Linked DNA regions of Mus musculus: region 2 is linked to region 1. A link is a loop called in an ENCODE intact Hi-C map of the cell type or tissue named here. Cell type or tissue: left cerebral cortex. All regions are shown on one strand.

The links. A loop is a pair of places that touch in the nucleus more often than their neighbours do. Peaks named below come from ENCODE experiments on the same cell type or tissue, not always from the same donor. Only the 100,000 strongest peaks of a DNase experiment are listed, where the experiment ranks them.
Region 2: it touches region 1 in a loop (2.7-fold over the local background); 4 of 42 quality-filtered maps call a loop at or near these places.

The regions. Positions count from the first base shown.
Region 1 is chr1:181,270,722-181,278,721 of GRCm38, reverse strand. No RefSeq gene overlaps it. Among named protein-coding and RNA genes, the nearest start is that of Gm39718, 12 kb to the left of the region's middle. In left cerebral cortex, a CTCF peak has its summit at 5,670 (motif pointing left); DNase peaks (open chromatin) are centred at 2,871, 3,204 and 5,642.
Region 2 is chr1:181,348,377-181,356,376 of GRCm38, reverse strand. Cnih3 (cornichon family AMPA receptor auxiliary protein 3) reads right to left here and starts at 3,749. Exons shown (of 6, transcript NM_001160211.1): 1 at 2,871-3,749. The coding sequence starts at 2,951. In left cerebral cortex, no CTCF peak of the experiment used is centred here; DNase peaks (open chromatin) are centred at 2,570, 3,335 and 3,817; H3K4me3 peaks cover 3,071 bases; H3K27ac peaks cover 2,318 bases.

The sequences.
Region 1 (8,000 bases):
GTAATTGGAGGGAGGAGAGGAGAAATGATGTGTTCTGTTTTCATTAACTTTTTAAAGTTATTAACAAATAAAACTACTTCTTAAAAAAAAAAAACAGGAATGAGACCATGTGTCCATCCTCTCAGCTTTTGTATTGCTTTAAGTCTTAGCAACATTGATAAAATAATAGGAAGAAAGAAGAAAGAGAGAGAGAGAGAAGGAAAGAAAGAAAGAAAGAAAGAAAGAAAGAAAGAAAGAAAGAAAGAAAGGAAGGAAGGAAGGAAGGAAGGAAGGAAGGAAGGAAAAGAAAAGAAAGAGAAAGAAAGAGAGAGAGAGAAAGGAAGGAAGGAAGGAAGGAAGAAGGAAAGAAAGGAAGAAAGGAAGGAAATATAAGTAGGAAAAGCCAAATTGTCACTATTTTCATACCATGTGCTCCTATACTTAAAAATCCCCGAACCAGAAAACTTGCAGATATGAAAAAAAAAATGCTTTCAAAAATGTCCTGGGACAACACAAAATCAACATGCAAAATTCAGTAGATTTTTCTAAACACCAATAATGAACCTTCCAAGAAAGAGATCAGGGGAAAATACCTTTCACTATGACTTCAAAATAAACAATTTGGAATGAACTTAGTCAAGGAGAGTAAAGAACTCGCCAATGGAAACTTTCAACCTCTAAGAAAAAAGGTTAAGAAAGCACCAGAAGACGGAGAAGCCTCTTGTGCCTGTGATCGGCAGAGTTAGTATTTTGAAAGTGTCTACATTATCAAAGGCAACCTCTAGATTCAATGCAATCCCCATCAAAACAATGACATTTCTTCACAGAACTGGCTAAAACAACCCAAAAATCCACACAGATGCACTAAAGAGCCCAAGGAGCCAAAGTAATTCCACATAGAAAGAGCATAGAGGACCGTGTGCCAAGAGCACAGATCACAATGCCTGACTTCAAATTATACCTCTGAGCATAGTAACAGAAACAGCATGGTACTGGTACAAAAATAGGCAGGCAGACTGAAGGAATAGAATAGCAGACCCAGAAATAAACCCACCTTACCTCCAATAAAGGTGCCAAAGAAAAAGGAAAAAGACCTCCTCTATGATAGATGCCCTAGGAAAACAGAAAAATGAAAATAGATTCTTATCATTCAGCCCATTAAAAAAAATCATTTCAAAATAGATTAAATGCCCTCATGTGAGACCTGACACCTAGAGACGGAAGCAGAAAAACTGGGGAAATATTTAAGATGTAGGCACAGGCAAGTACTGTCTAAGAAGGGCCCACGAGCACGGGAAGTGGTGAATGGGATTTCATGAAATGGAAAGATTCTGTGGGAGCTGGAGAGATGGGGGTGGGGCTGAGAACACTGGCCGCTGCTCTTGTTCCCAGAACCCATGGGCAGCTCACAAGTCCGTAACTCCAGGTCTAGGGGATCTAATGCCTCCTCTGAACTCCTCGGCTGTCCTGGATTCAGTTGCTGTATACACTGCTGTACCCTGACTGGCTTGGAGCCTCATTTGCTGTATAGACCAAGCTGGCCTCAAACTCACAGAGATCTGCCTCCCTCTGCCTCCCGAGTGCCAGCATTAAAGGCAGTGTCACTATGCCCAACAAACTAAAAACTTTTTTTAATATTTATTTTATTTATTTATTTTATGTATATGAGTACACCGTAGCTGTACTGACGGTTGTGGGCCTTCATGTGTTTGCTGGGAATTGAATTTTAGGACTTCTGCTTGCTCTGGTCAACTCTGTTTGCTCGGTCCCTGCTCGCTCTGGCCCAAAGATGTATTCACTACTATAAATAAGTATTTTATGTATATGAATACACTGTAGCTGTCCTCAGACACACTAGAAGAGGGCATCAGATCTCATTACAGTTGGTTGTGAGCCAATGTGTGATTGCTGGGATTTGAACTCAGAAAACTTCGAAAGAGCAGTCAATGCTCTTAACCACTGGGCCATCTCTCCAGCCGCAAACTAAAGACTTTTAACAATAAAAATTGTAAACCAAAAGCAGGGAATGGTCTATAAGCAGTGGTCTTCACAGCTTCACACGGTCCCACTGTCATCATTCACAAACCATCAGGATCTTGAGGGGCTCTGAGGAAGGTGGCAGCCTCACCCCTGCTTTTCTCTCCAGTGAAAGACGACCCTCACAGACAACCCGAGTAAGTGGCTCTACCCAAGATCTAGTTCTTAAGTCCTCAAACATCTCAAAATGTGCAAGAAGTACAAATGCTTTTTCTCTTTAAAAAAAAATCTTGGTTGAGTAGTAATTATGTGAGACAAGGCATATGAGAGGAAGGGAGGTCTTTAATCCGTCACATTACAAGGGACAACGATGACAAGCACTCATGTCTCACAAGTTAACAGTGTGTAAGTTACCAGCTCGGTTTGAAATATTGCTTTTCATATTGGGAATAAGAAATCTAATCCGAAGTATAAATTGCCCTTGAGATATTCATTAATGACTGTAGTAAAGCAGGACATTGCAAAGTACACTTGCATTATCTTTCCCACATTTTTAATTGATACTTAAACATGTGCTTTACAATGTGCATAACATATTGCTGCTATAATAGAGGCACAGAATTGCATTAAATGCACATATACCTGCCATGAGGTCACATTCAATACTGCTTGCTGCTGACATTGGGGACAAAATGGGCTTGGGAGCCACTTTCCTAACCCCCTCAGAAAGTCTCATCCAAACCCTCCCCGTTCTTGCCAGGGAGGCTCACATCCTCAGTGGAAAAAAAGGAAAATGGTTTAAAAGAATGATCTTAAGCAAAAAGAATATAGCTAGAGGACCCATAAGACATGACTCTAAAACATATTCCTAAGCTACAGTAATGTAAACAGTCTGGTACTGGCATACAGAAACGGTGACAGACAGATGGTGTCTTAGTCAGGGTTTCTATTCCTGCACAAAACATCATGACCAAGAAGCAAGTTGGGGAGGAAAGGGTTTATTCAGCTTACACTTCCATACTGCTGTTCATCACCAAAGGAAGTCAGGACTGGAACTTAAGCAGGTCAGGAAGCAGAAGCTGATGCAGAGGCCATGGAGGGATGTTTCTTACTGGCTTGCTTCCCCTGGCTTGCTCAGCTTGCTTTCTTTTAGAACTCAGGACTACCAGCCCAGGGATGGCACCACCCACAATGGGCCCTCCCCCTTGATCACTAGTTGAGAAAATGCCTTAGGGATGGATCTCAAGGAGACATTTCCTCCTTTTTCTGTGATAACTCTAGCTTGTGTCTAGTTGGCACACAAAACCAGCCAATACAGATGGAATGTAGGAAGAACCTAGAAATAAAGCACACATGGCCAAATAATTCCTAATTTCTAACAAAGGTGCCAAGGACATACATACCCTTTGGATTTTTTTTTTTTTTTTTTTTTTTTTTTTGGTTGAATGGTTGGTTGGCTGATTGGTTGGTTGATTTTTTAAGACAGGGTTTCTCTGTGTAGCCTCTGGCTGTCCTGGACATAGCTCTGTAGACCAGGCTAGGATTAAAGACATGTGTCACCACCACCTGGCTCAAAAATGTAATCAATAGGTTGGGAATGTAGCTCGGTGGTAAAATGTTTGCCTAACATGTGCAAAGCCCTGGATTCAACCCCAGCACAATAAAGAGGAACTCAAAATGGAGTCAGGCTTAAATGTAAAACCCCTGAATCGTTTAAATAAAAAATAGGGCCAGTGTCCTATGGCAGAAGTCTGGGCAAGTATTTTTGTTAAGCATGGGAATAAAAGCACAGACATCAACACTAGACAAATGGGATGAGGTCACAGTGAATGCTTCTGCACGGAAGACAGACAACTGTCAGAGTGAAGAGGCGACTTACAGAGTGGAGCTCTGGGAACTACCCAGCCAATAAGGGGTTAACACCAGACCATGCAAAGACACAGAAACAGTAACAAACCATAGTCAATCAATCCAAGTGGTGGTATAGCGCTTTGGTAGAGTGCTTACCTAGCAGCACAAGGCCCTGGGTTCAATCACAGTACCACCAGATAGATAGATAGATAGATAGATAGATAGATAGATACATACATACATACATACATACATACATACATACATACATACATAGACAGATGGGCTGACTGACTGACGAACATACATATAGGAAATGATCAGAATGAGCATTTCTCATAGAAGCTGTGTGGCATCTTCCTCTCTTTCCCATACATGCACACATTTACATTCACACACAGGATGGGATATCTATTCAGCTCTAAAATGTAATCGGGCTGTCATGTGGTCAACACAGATGGACCTGGGGCACATAATATTCAGGGAACTAAGCCAAGTACAGAAAGACAAACACTGCGTCTTTCACTCTGCTGAAAATGCTGAGCCCACAGAAGTAGAAACTAGAATGGTGGTCCAGAGGCTGGGAAAGGACCCAGGCACTGGGGGGAGGCATTAAAAAGAGTGGCTAGTGGATAGGATACGTAGTCTCAGCCAGACAGGAGGAAAGGGTTCGGATACTTCATTACACAGGACAATGTTCATAGCAGTATTCTATTGTATAATTCAAAGTAGTTAGAAGAGATTTTAAATTCCTTATCACAAAAAAAAATCATAAGAAACATAAATATCCGGAGAGATCAAAGGCACCCTATAGCGATGGACCATCAGCATCTGTCCAAACACACAGCTGCTGCCAGCACCATAAATGGGTGGCTGCCTCCCAACCCTGTCAGAGATCTGCTAGTTTAACTGGACTTTTAGCCCTTTGGAGCCATAAAGACCCCAGTCAAATTCCAGCTCTGTGACTCACTGAGATATGGAAGAACTAGAGACAGACCAGTCCTCTGGCCTGTGCAGACGCAGAAACAAAAGTGGCCGGCGGGGGGGGGGGGGGGGGGGGGGGAAGCTCCGGGAGCACTTCTATGTTGATGTTAATTAAGATGTGTTTAAATTATGTGCAAAGTGGGGCAGGCATGTGCACATGAGTGCAGGTGCCTGTGACAAACCAAGGACTCAGATGAGCCGGAAGCTGAAGTTGCAGACAGCTGGGAGCTGCCCCTCGTGCAAGAGCAGTACCGGCTCTTAAAGGCTGAGCCATCTCATCTGCCTGATGTTAATTCTTTAATATATAATTTTCAAAAATATTAACGTTGCATTTGGATAGTTGGTGTCTTTATGTAGTTTTTACAAAAATGGGTGTTAAAATACTAAGTAAACGTAAGATAGCTAGATTTGTGTGTCCGCAACTGGGGAGATGGAGTTTCAGAAATGTGCTAAGGACAGCCTGGGCTAAAAGACCTTAAATGCTTGGGGTCAAAACTCTGCAGCTATTCCCAGCTTGTGCACAAATGAAATCATTGCAAAGCCTTTGAAACAACTGCAGGACTTGGACAAGCACACCTCTGCCCTAGAGCATCACCCCTGGGGTCCTAAGCTCTGGCCTTGCTTTAAGAACTAACAGGAATCTAAGATGGTTCTGCTGTGTAGGGTGACAGCCTCTGCTACTCTGTGAAGGCGAGGCCTGGGGCGGGGGGGGGGGCGGGGGGCGGGGGTGTTTTCACAAAGAGTGCACTCTACTGTGTGCTGTGGGAATCTACAAGAAGTGTCCAGTTACCAGGGAAAAGGGGGAGAATGGCTCTGGGCTCAGGCACTGCCCGGCATGGTCCGCCGGCCAACTGTGCGGGTTTGTCGCCCCCTTCTGTCCCTTGTCGGAGACGGACATCGGTGCCCTGGAGGCTCACCGCGGGCGAGCTCTAGGTTAGGGTTGGATCTTGCAGAAAGGCACCTGAACCCTCAATGGCTAGAATCCAAGAAAGCAAAGGAAACCGAGTGGAGCCTAGAAGTGCCAACAAACCGCGTGGCTCTCAGTATTTCTCCCACGCCACTACACTGCTCACCTGAAGCCTGAGAAGAAGCAGGACCTGGGAAAAAAACTCCAAATCTCTTAGGGCAGTCACTCCTCTCTAGACTCAGAGTTCTTGGGTGTCCCCAAAGCAGAATTGGTTTCTGCGCTAACCCCAAAGGAGCCTGAACAAACACAGAAAAGCTTCCAGACATTCTGTAAGGATCAGCCAGTCAGCCTAGCAGTGACCTGGGGACCCCAGGAGTGGCTCAAAGGGATATGGGCTTTAGACAGGGTCCTTGTTCTCCAGGAACTTTCTAGAGAGGGAGAGGGGAGGGAGGGAGAAAGGAGGGGGGAGAAAGGAGAAAGGGAGAGGGAAAGAGGGAGAGGGAGAAGGGGAAGGAGGAGGGGAGGGAGGGAGAAAGGAGGGGGGAGAAAGGAGAAAGGGAGAGGGAAAGTGGGAAAGAGGGAGAAGGGAAAGGAGGAGGGGAGGGAGAGGAGAGAGGGGAGAGGAGGGGGGAGGGGAAAAAGGAGGAGAGGGGAGGGGAGGGAGAAAGGGTGAAATGGCCAGTGGTACTTGCTACCATTTACTGAGCCCAGCAATTTGCCTCCATTCCCCAGAGAAACAGCAATGCTGTAGGTCAAAAACCTACCCCAGTAGAAGAGGAGTAAAGATGGAGGGACTGAGGTTCACAGAGACCAGAGAGCACAATTAAAGCAAAAGGCCCAGTCTTCAGCCCTGACTGGTCCCAACCCCACGCTGTCCACTAGCATTGTCCGATTACACACATGGAAGGTAGACATAGAGGACACGCGCCCTGGGTGACAGTGGTCACCCTGGGTGACAGGCTGGTGGGTGGGGTACGGTGAGAATGTGCAAATGTTTAACTCCTGTCTTTCAAAACAAACAAGGGTCAGTGGGTCTGGAGAAATGGCTCAGCCATTAGGGTGCTTGCTGTTCTTCCTTCCAGAGAACCAGGGTCGGCTGCTCACACACACACACACACACACACACACACACACACACACACACCACAGAATTGAAATTTAATCATAAAAGAAGTTTTTGAAGTCCAAAATACATTGGTAGAATGTTGTTAGTAAGACTATTTTAAGGACCAAAGGTAGATTAGAGTCTTTGCTCAACAGCCACCTGTCCTTGATTTTATTCACAGCTTGCTCTCTCACGGGCATGCTCTCTCTCTCTCTCTCTCATTCTAGTAAAATGTTAATTGTGAAAGTGTTGATATTTATTCATTTTGGGTTAAAGATAACAGGCTGTTCGTTATCTTATTTTCTGTGTGGCTCTATATTTAATTTTTTTCCTAACTGATATTTCCAGAGAAGAAGCAGAGATGATGAGTGTCTTCATGTGACATGGTGACACCAGTGCGGCCACTCAGCTGTCACAGAGCTTCACCGGCCCAGGCCTCACTCTGCATGAGCAACCCTTCTGTCTGGGGACTTTTGAGCAGTTGACAAACATGAATTAATGGCACCTCCTGTCACCTCCTAAAAGTCAGAAGGGCACGTGACAGACTGGTGGAGACCGTGCCTGGCCTGACCTCACACTGACAGTTACAAGCTGAATTGAGAGTGCATCTGAGACTCAGGCTCCAGCCTGAGCAGAGCTGAGGTAGCGTCTCCCCACATGCTGTAATAGCTTCAGGGTGCAGTGTGGCAAGATGCCAGCCTTCCCACCCTCACATCAAGCCCTGGTGAAGATGTCTCCTTCCATAGGCAAATGGAGATCTCCTTCAGGAACAGCCATGTCCTCTGGTCCTCTATCTTACATGCACAGCCAGGCTTGTGTAAATGCTGGGCTTGCGGTGGCATAGAATAGCTGTTTTTCTGTGACCACCTCAAGAAGAGCAGGCACCTATTTGCATGAGGACAGTCATGGGAATTTGTGGGGAGCCTGGTGAGAGACCCCCTAATCCACAGTCCCACAAGTCTGTGGGCTTTAGTTGTACAGGCCCAGAACCCAGTCTTAAATTCTTTTTTTTTTTAAGATTTATTTATTTATTATACGTAAGTACACTGTAGCTGTCTTCAGACACACCAGAAGAGGGCATCAGATCCCATCACAGATGGTTGTGAGCCACCATGTAGTTGCTGGGATTTGAACTCAGGACCTCTGGAAGAGCAGTCAGTGCTCTTAACTGCTGAGCCATCTCTCCAGCCCCAGTCT
Region 2 (8,000 bases), 78 kb before region 1:
AGCAAGAAAAATGCACTCAAAGATGGTGGCTGATGTGAAGTAACTTCATTTGAAGACAATGCAGATAGATTTTTTTCAAGGCAAAAAAAAAAAAATATATATATATATATATATATATATATATATATATATATATATATATATAAAGACTTAAATGTGCTGCTAACCAGCCTCATGTATCTTTGCTTCTAGACATCCAGGGGAGACTGGGGGAGGGGAAGCAAAAATAACTGGAGATACACCTGGCAGGTCCTCTCCAAACTACATAGTGGATAAATAGTAACTTCTATTATTCTCCTTAAGTAGGTATGCACCTGTACAAATAAATAGGAAAAAGGAAAAAAAAGGAGGGAAAATACCCCTACATCTCTTTTAGCCCAGGGTGATGACATTTTAACCACTTTTTATTAAATGCCAACTCGTTACTTGGGATGCCAATCCATTCTAAGCATGACTAAGTATGATTCAGCAGATCAGGGAATGTGTAGAAACATAAGATGCCAGAAAGAAGGCAAACGCACCGTCTACTAACTCTCCTAAATTTTTGATTGAAACGATTGCACCATTCAACCAATGACCCACTGTGTGTGTGTGTGTGTGTGTGTGTGTGTGTGTGTGTGTGTGTGTGTGTCGGGAGGTCAGAGTGTTTCTGAGTTCCCCTTTCAGTGTTCAGGTACCAGAGTTCTGTGGTGGGGGATTGGACTGCTTGATTCAGAGAGAAGGAAAGGACTAGGGAACAGGGACTGACCCTGCTGTCACTATGTTACTTCCACCAGGGGTGCCACCAGGACCTGATTTGGGATTTGATTGTGTTGTCCTCCTCAGATTGGGAGAAGAGAGCTGAGGGCAGAGGCCAGCACAGGACATGCAACTGTCATTCAGACGTCTCTTGTGCAACTGAACTGTCCAAATTCTCTACTTTATTAACTGGTCCTAGAGTTTTGTATATCCCTCCCCATCCCTACACACACACACACACACACACACTGAGGGAAAGAAGAGATTTCTTTCTGGTGACCCACCCTGCTTCAGGAGCCAGTGCAGTGAACATCAAGTCTGAAGGAGTCACGGGTGCTCTCAGGACCTCCCACTCTCCAGGCAAAGCAAAACCAGGAAGAAACACCAAATTAAGTATTTGCCTTCAAGAATGTATAAGCCTTTGCAAATATGAAGAAGCTGAGAAAGTTCCTTTAGAACAAGGGAGCAGAACTCTGCTGTATGATTGAGCACTTCCTACCTGGAATCCCTGTTCATCCTATCCAGGAATCAATCTCTCTCTTTCCTCTCCTTTCCTCTCCTTTCCTCTCCTCTCCCCTCCCCTCCCCTCCCCTCCTCTCCTCTCCTCTCCTCTCCTCTCCTCTCCTCTCCTCTCCTCTCCTCTCCTCTCCTCTCCTCTCCTCTCCTCTCCTCTCCTCTCCTTTTCTTTTCTTTATAATTGCCAACATCCTCAAAGTCCAACTGTGTGCAGTAGAACAGATCCATTATTCCAGGGCAGAGAGGACAAAATCCCATCACATCTAACTGACTTTTTCTATTAGCCCTCAAATTCCTACATCGGACACCCCCCCCCTCTTATTTCTATATCCCTAAACTAAATGATATGTGATTATGCAAGCTTAGGAAGAAGCGGAAGCTTAGATGTGATCTACAGGGTCTTTTCAGGACCGGTGGTTAGAAGTCCCTTCCTCCTCCCCAGGCGCGTTCCCTCTGCTCCTTGTCACTTGGCCCCTTAGAGCAGGAGACTCAGGGAACTATGTTAAGATAAACCCTCTCACACTACAGACCACTCAGACAAAACATCAGCATCTCAACTGCGCCTCAGTCTTCTTCCTTCTAGGTCATCTCCTGTTGTACACAATCTCTCCAAGGCTCCCCAGAGCCAGGCCTCCAGGAGCTCATCTCAGGGTCCCTCCATCACCTCCAACCCTGCTGGAAGGGCAAGACTGAGTTGTTAGTGGTGCCTGTCAATCACTGGAACCTTGGCCCTTCTGATCGGCCTTTGCAGAGTGAGAAGAGGGCCCATAAGCAGCCTCGGAAGGAAGCTAGTGGGTCAAGGGTTTGTGAAATGTGACACAGTCCCCAGGAGATCAGATCCTCCTGTGTCCTCCTCCTTACTCCCCTTTAGGAGTCCTCCGATCCACACAGCTCCACACACCACACCTGACGATCTAGGACCCGTCTGCACTCCATGGCGAGTGGAAGCTCGTGCCCTGGGGATGATGGGACCTGGTCAGATCTACAGCACCTAGAGCCTTATTTATCCCGGTCTTCCTCCGTCCCTCTTCTCTCTTCACTCCCATCTCTCTTGATTTCCCTCCCTTCCTGCCTGGCCTCTCCCTGCTTCCTCTTTCTTACAAGGCGCTCTGGTTGTGTTTCCACTTCGTCTCCAATTATGTCTAAACGCAACCCACCACAGATGCTGACATTTTAAATGTTTAGTTGTTATAGTTACTTGACTAATTGCCTGGGACACTGGCAGGGCTTCTTCTCTCCTGCAGGCAGGAGAGAAGGGAGTGGGGTGCGGAAGCCCAGCAGATGGGGTTTTGAGCCACTACTCCTGGCCTGGCTGGGACACCTTGCCACGCCCAGGAATGTGCCCCGCAGGGAGGCTCCACCAGTCACTGGCTCCAGCCAAGGCAGGTAGGCGCCCGGCGCGGTACCGCCTGGTCTCAGGATGCCAAGAACTGTGTCTCCTGCCCCGGGACAGGGGAGATGGACAAGGTCTGCCCAGAAAGTACTTCTGCCTGACCTCGCGGTCCGCCCACGCCTGCTATGTCTAAAAGGCCGGTGAAATGAGGAAATGAGGTGGGCGTGGGGGGAGGGAGGACTTTGGGGTACAGGAGAGTTAGAAGCCTCTGCAGGTTACTCACGTGCCAGATAGCGAAAAAGATGAGCGCAGCGCAGAGCACCAGGGACAGCATGTAGCAGAAAGCAGCGAAAGTGAAGGCCATGGCTGAGGACCCCGGATCCCACCACACACAAAGCCGCTCCCTGGAGACCAGTGCCTTCCCAATTAGCAGTCAGAAAGATGTCTAGTCTACACACTCCGGGTAAAAACCCAAACGACTAGAAGCACCCACGACAAGCAGAGACAGAGTTGAGGGTCAGCGAAGCCCGGACGATTCTGGCAGGACTGGAGACCCGGGACTTGGAGCGCCCACAGGCACAGAATGCCTCTGGTAGCAACAGTCCCCCTAGCCGAAGAAGAAACCTAACCAGCAGAGAACACCTGCAGACCAGTGTCAACTAGAAAGGTTCTCGAAACTAACAGGCACCGGGTGCGAGGACTCCACTCTGGACCAGGCGAGGAGGTCCGGTCCTCTGGAAAGAGCTCTCTCTGTTGGTGCCCAAGCAAAGAGGTGGGGTGAGCACGACACCCAGACTTCAACAGCCTCCGGCCAGGTGCCTGGACTCCGAATCCCAAAGCCGCTCTGTCCCCAGAGCACAAGTCTTGAGGTGGGCCAGGTCCCGTTAGCCCTGCGCCCCGGGCTGGGGTCTCCCAGCGCAGCTATGCGCACTGAGATGCATCCGGCCCCGGACCCAACCGCGTCCCCCGGCCGCCGGCTTCGGTAACCCGGTGCCTGGGAAACTGGGTCGGGCCGGGGCGGCGTGGGCTCCAGCCTGGAGGGCCAGCTCCCGGCCAGGCGGCTGCGGCGCGGGTTTCCGGCCAAGAGCGGCTCGCAGCTGAATGGGGCTCCACCTGCTGCTGCTGCTGCTTCTGCTGCTGCCGCGGGCGCCGCGAGGAATGCGGCGCTGGGACCCCTCCCTCGCGGCGCCCCACCCTCGCCGGCTCCAGAGCGCGCCCTCCCCGCGGGCGGAGACTGCAGCGGCAGCGGCGGGGGCCAGGGAGGCGGCGGAGAGAAGATGCGGTGCTCGCCCGCCTCTCGTAGGAAACTTGCGGCCCCGCGCGCGCGGAGGCGGGAGGGGCAGGGACTCTTTGAGCACGTGCGCCCGGAGAGAGTGGGAAGGCGGAAGGCTATGGCGACAACGCGTCGGCCGCCCCTAGGCTTCCAGCCCTTTGGAGCACACCAGAGCAGGGAAGTGAGGGATCGAGGGAGTGGAGGGCTCCTGTTGGTTGGGTCCTGCTTAGGCAGATTTCCCAAACTGTAATCTACTTCTGATCTAGGGTGCCTTTACTGCTCTACCCTGTGCCCCCCATAGGATTCTGAATCAGCGCCCATCCCTCGCATCCTCCACTATCCTGCTCCATCTGACCTTGGGATTATTGGAACCTGGTCAGTGGGGAGTGGGAGGTGGGGGAGGAGGGGATAAGGCAAGGGTGCAGAAAGTGTTTCTGTGTTGCTCTGTGGCATTACTAAGAGCTTACATTACTAAGAGCTTACTGTTGAAAGCAGACTCGCTCCTACCTCCAACTTTCTTAGCCTCCTTAAATAAAACCTGAATAGCAATTGAGTGTCTTCAAACCCAACAGGACCTAGCAGGGAGCAATTGGTACCCAGTCAATCCGTAAATGTAGGGACCTCTGTCACAGAGGTTAAGCATCTTAAAAAATTGTATCATAATTGCTCAATAAAAAAAAAAAAAATCCAACCCTGCAGATAGAACTTGGATTTCAGATGAGTCAGCACAGGAAGCAAGAAGAAATGTCCTGAGAGACGAGTAGCAAGCAAGTCCCCCGGGAATCTGAGGTGCACCTCAGAACATCGGATTATGTACAGAAAAGAATGCTTCGCTCCCATCCTCCCCAACCTCTGGATCTTACAGGCTTTGGCCCCTTTTCTGCCACCTCTCCATGATGGTCCCTGAAACTTAGGGAGAAGGAGTGTGATATGATTGTCCATTTGTGGCTGGCTGAGCACTCCACTGCACTTTGACAGGTCATGTATTTACCTTAACTGCCCTCCACGGCACAAAACAACTTCCCTCATGAGATCTAAGAGCTGCACCAACCTATAGGTATAGAGATACAAAGTTAGAGGACAGTTTGATACTAGTTCCATTTAGCAAAATTGTAGAGAGTGTCCTCTGGACATGAACAATTCCCCAACCATGGATTCTGGGCCAGATATATAGTAGCAGGCATGAGTTTCCTCCTCAAAGACCTTAAACCCAGTCGGGAAGCAGCTGATTGCCCCTTTAACATTCATGCCACTGTTGTGCCCATGGCATATCTTGCCACATTGTCATTACTCAGATTCATTGGGTTCACAGCTGGTTAAGACTGTTGATGAGCCACACATACACTCAGAAGCCTGCATAGCTCCTTGTGGTACTATGAAAGGTAGAAAGCAGAGAGGAAACTCCCTAATCAATGCTAGCTTGATTTCTCCATCTCCTGTCTTCTGCAATAGAACCTTATCATCAAGTTCTGGTGGGCAACCTGGAGCAAATGACAATATCCCTTGTTCTTTGCTGGTCTCTGAGACACCCCTAAATTCTACAGACTCTCCAAGTACACAAATCTCAAGATTTGGTGCTAGGTCCCACTATGAGAGAGAACATGCAATGTTTGTCTTTCTAAGTCTGGAAACTCTTTACTTTAAACACTGAATAGACACTAATGAAAAAGCATTCCGAGATGTTTCTGAGATCTTGGCTGGAATGCCAGACTTTCTTTGTAGCAGACATGAGCATAGTCTGTAGAAGGGATTCCCATGGCATGTTTCCCACTGACACCATTTTTCTGAAGTATGAGTGATAAAGTTTAATATATTGTCTAAGGTGTTACTCTCACCTCCACAAGATCAAAGGGGTTTAGATGTCTCATTTTAAATAAATTATTAAGATGCTGTATGTGAGAATTTCCTAGAAAATACATATTTTACTGTCTTGATTTATAACTTGTCAAATGAGTTGCTTTCTCCCTTAAGCAGGTATGCCTTCCAACAAGTGGAACCATGAATTTAAAATGAATGTATACTTATATAGACACAGTTATTTTTTAATGACTATTGAATATTTCATGTTTGAAATGCTTGATTATGCTTAAGTACATGTCGGGTAGTTTTAACATTTGAAGTATATTTTCATAGAATTTTAAGTTGTTTTTATCAACATTTGTTGAATTCAGATTTTCTCAACTATTTTATTGAATAAAATATATTTTATTTTTAATCAATCTTTTGACTGGTAATTATAATTTAAAAAATTAAACCCTAAACTTTTATATAATGTGATTGACATGTTGATGAATGTGTGTGTGAATTATAGGGATTATTCTTAGTTTGCAAGAGACCTTTATGATAAAAGAGAGATTTACAAGCAAAAACAAATAAATTTGCTAACATGTATATTTCATATACCCGTGGGAGAAGCACAGAGAATGAGGAATTCTCAAAGAGGTGGCTTTGAATCCTAGCTTATATAACATCTTCAAATGACAGTACATTTCCTGAGAGGTGTCGGGCAGAGGAAAAAGACTTTAAGAATTGCAGGTGTAGTGACTTGGAATAGAACAAAGAACAGACAGAAGGGATGAGGGGAGGCAACCATGGGCTCATTTGAGTAGATGGGTTCTGGGCCAGTACAGTCCAGAACTGTAATGTGTGGTCACCTATTCTCCATGATAGGAGAATGTGAATTCATTTGTGTTGGCTGGAGGGGAGTCTTTTGTCTGTTTGAGTCTGTCTAATTGTAAGGTGTGGTTAGCTATTCTCCAAGGTAGGAGAATGTGAATTCGCTGTTTGAAGGGGTGTCTTCCATCTGTCTGAGTCTGTCTCCTGCCTGTAAGCAGGTAGCTGGATGGCAGAGCTCTCCTGCATAGGCCCTGTCTTCATTGCTTTCAACTCAGTGATCATTCCTGTTTGGGGGTGATATAGTCAGGTCCCCCACAGTCTTTTAAGAATCAATTCTGAGTGCCATTTGGATCCATCATGTCAGCAACAACGGTGGGAAAACCATGTTTTTATTAAAATCATAAAACTGTTTTGTATTGAAGAAATAAAAAGTGTGTTGCTCTGTCCTAGTTCTCTTGGTGTGAAGGACAATCAGGGCATGTGGCAGACCCTCCAGGATGCAGCTTATTATAAACATCCTTGTGTCCTCCATAGATGCAGGTGACTGGGGTGTATGGCTGGCAATGGAACGCTAATAAGTGTATCTTTAGTCCATTGTTTCTCTATTCTGAGATAGTTTTTGATATTTTATTGATGAATTCCCCAACTTGTAAATATTGAAACACTGCATTTACAATGTATGCAAGAATTGCAATGTGCAAACGATACATCTGAAGCAGTGATTATTAGCATCAGGGAATAACCATGATTTCAATAATGATAAGACTGAGAGGCACGCAGCAGGGAGTGCTTTGTAATAAATAAGTACATGGGAGTCCCATCTATCAATGGCCCTGGTGACATCTCGTCATGGTTAGCCTGAATTAATGAGTTTAATTTAAAATTTAATTATTAATTGATTTTTTTTTACCATGTTCTGCAAGGACCACCATACTGCTTACCAGTCAGAACAGAGATCTTTCAATGCTGTGTAAGAGTCAGGGCAGGTACACTAATGGATGTTGGCTGAATAAAAACTAAGGTGGAAGGAGGAATGACTTTAAAGACAAAGGCTTTTTCTACCTTGGGGAAAGCTTTGTCCCTCAGAAGATGTCTGGGGGATGCCTGGGATTAGGTGAGGAGACAGAAAAGCTCTGCCAACATCCAGAGGGAAGCAAGAAGCAATTTTCTGCAGACTGGAGAGGCTGGGGCCAAGGCTTTAGAGAAGAAAAGACACACACGTTATTTCATGCTGGTGTTGTAGGAGACACAACAACTGTGGCTGTGTGGTGCTAGTTAGGCTTAAGCCTTCAAGGATCTCCAGCCAGCAAAGACAAGAAGGCCAGAAATAAAAGGACCAAGACCCAAGAAGACCCTGTGTGGACCTGGCTTCTGGTACTTCAGAATTGTACCAGCCCCCCACCTCCAGCATCTTTGCCTAAACTTGTGAGCATCTTCGTGCATTCCTAATAGCAAATCTCCTTCTAGTCAAGCATCAAGAGGGCTCAAAGTTAGATTTAAACTATTTTAAACGGAGCCGGAAGA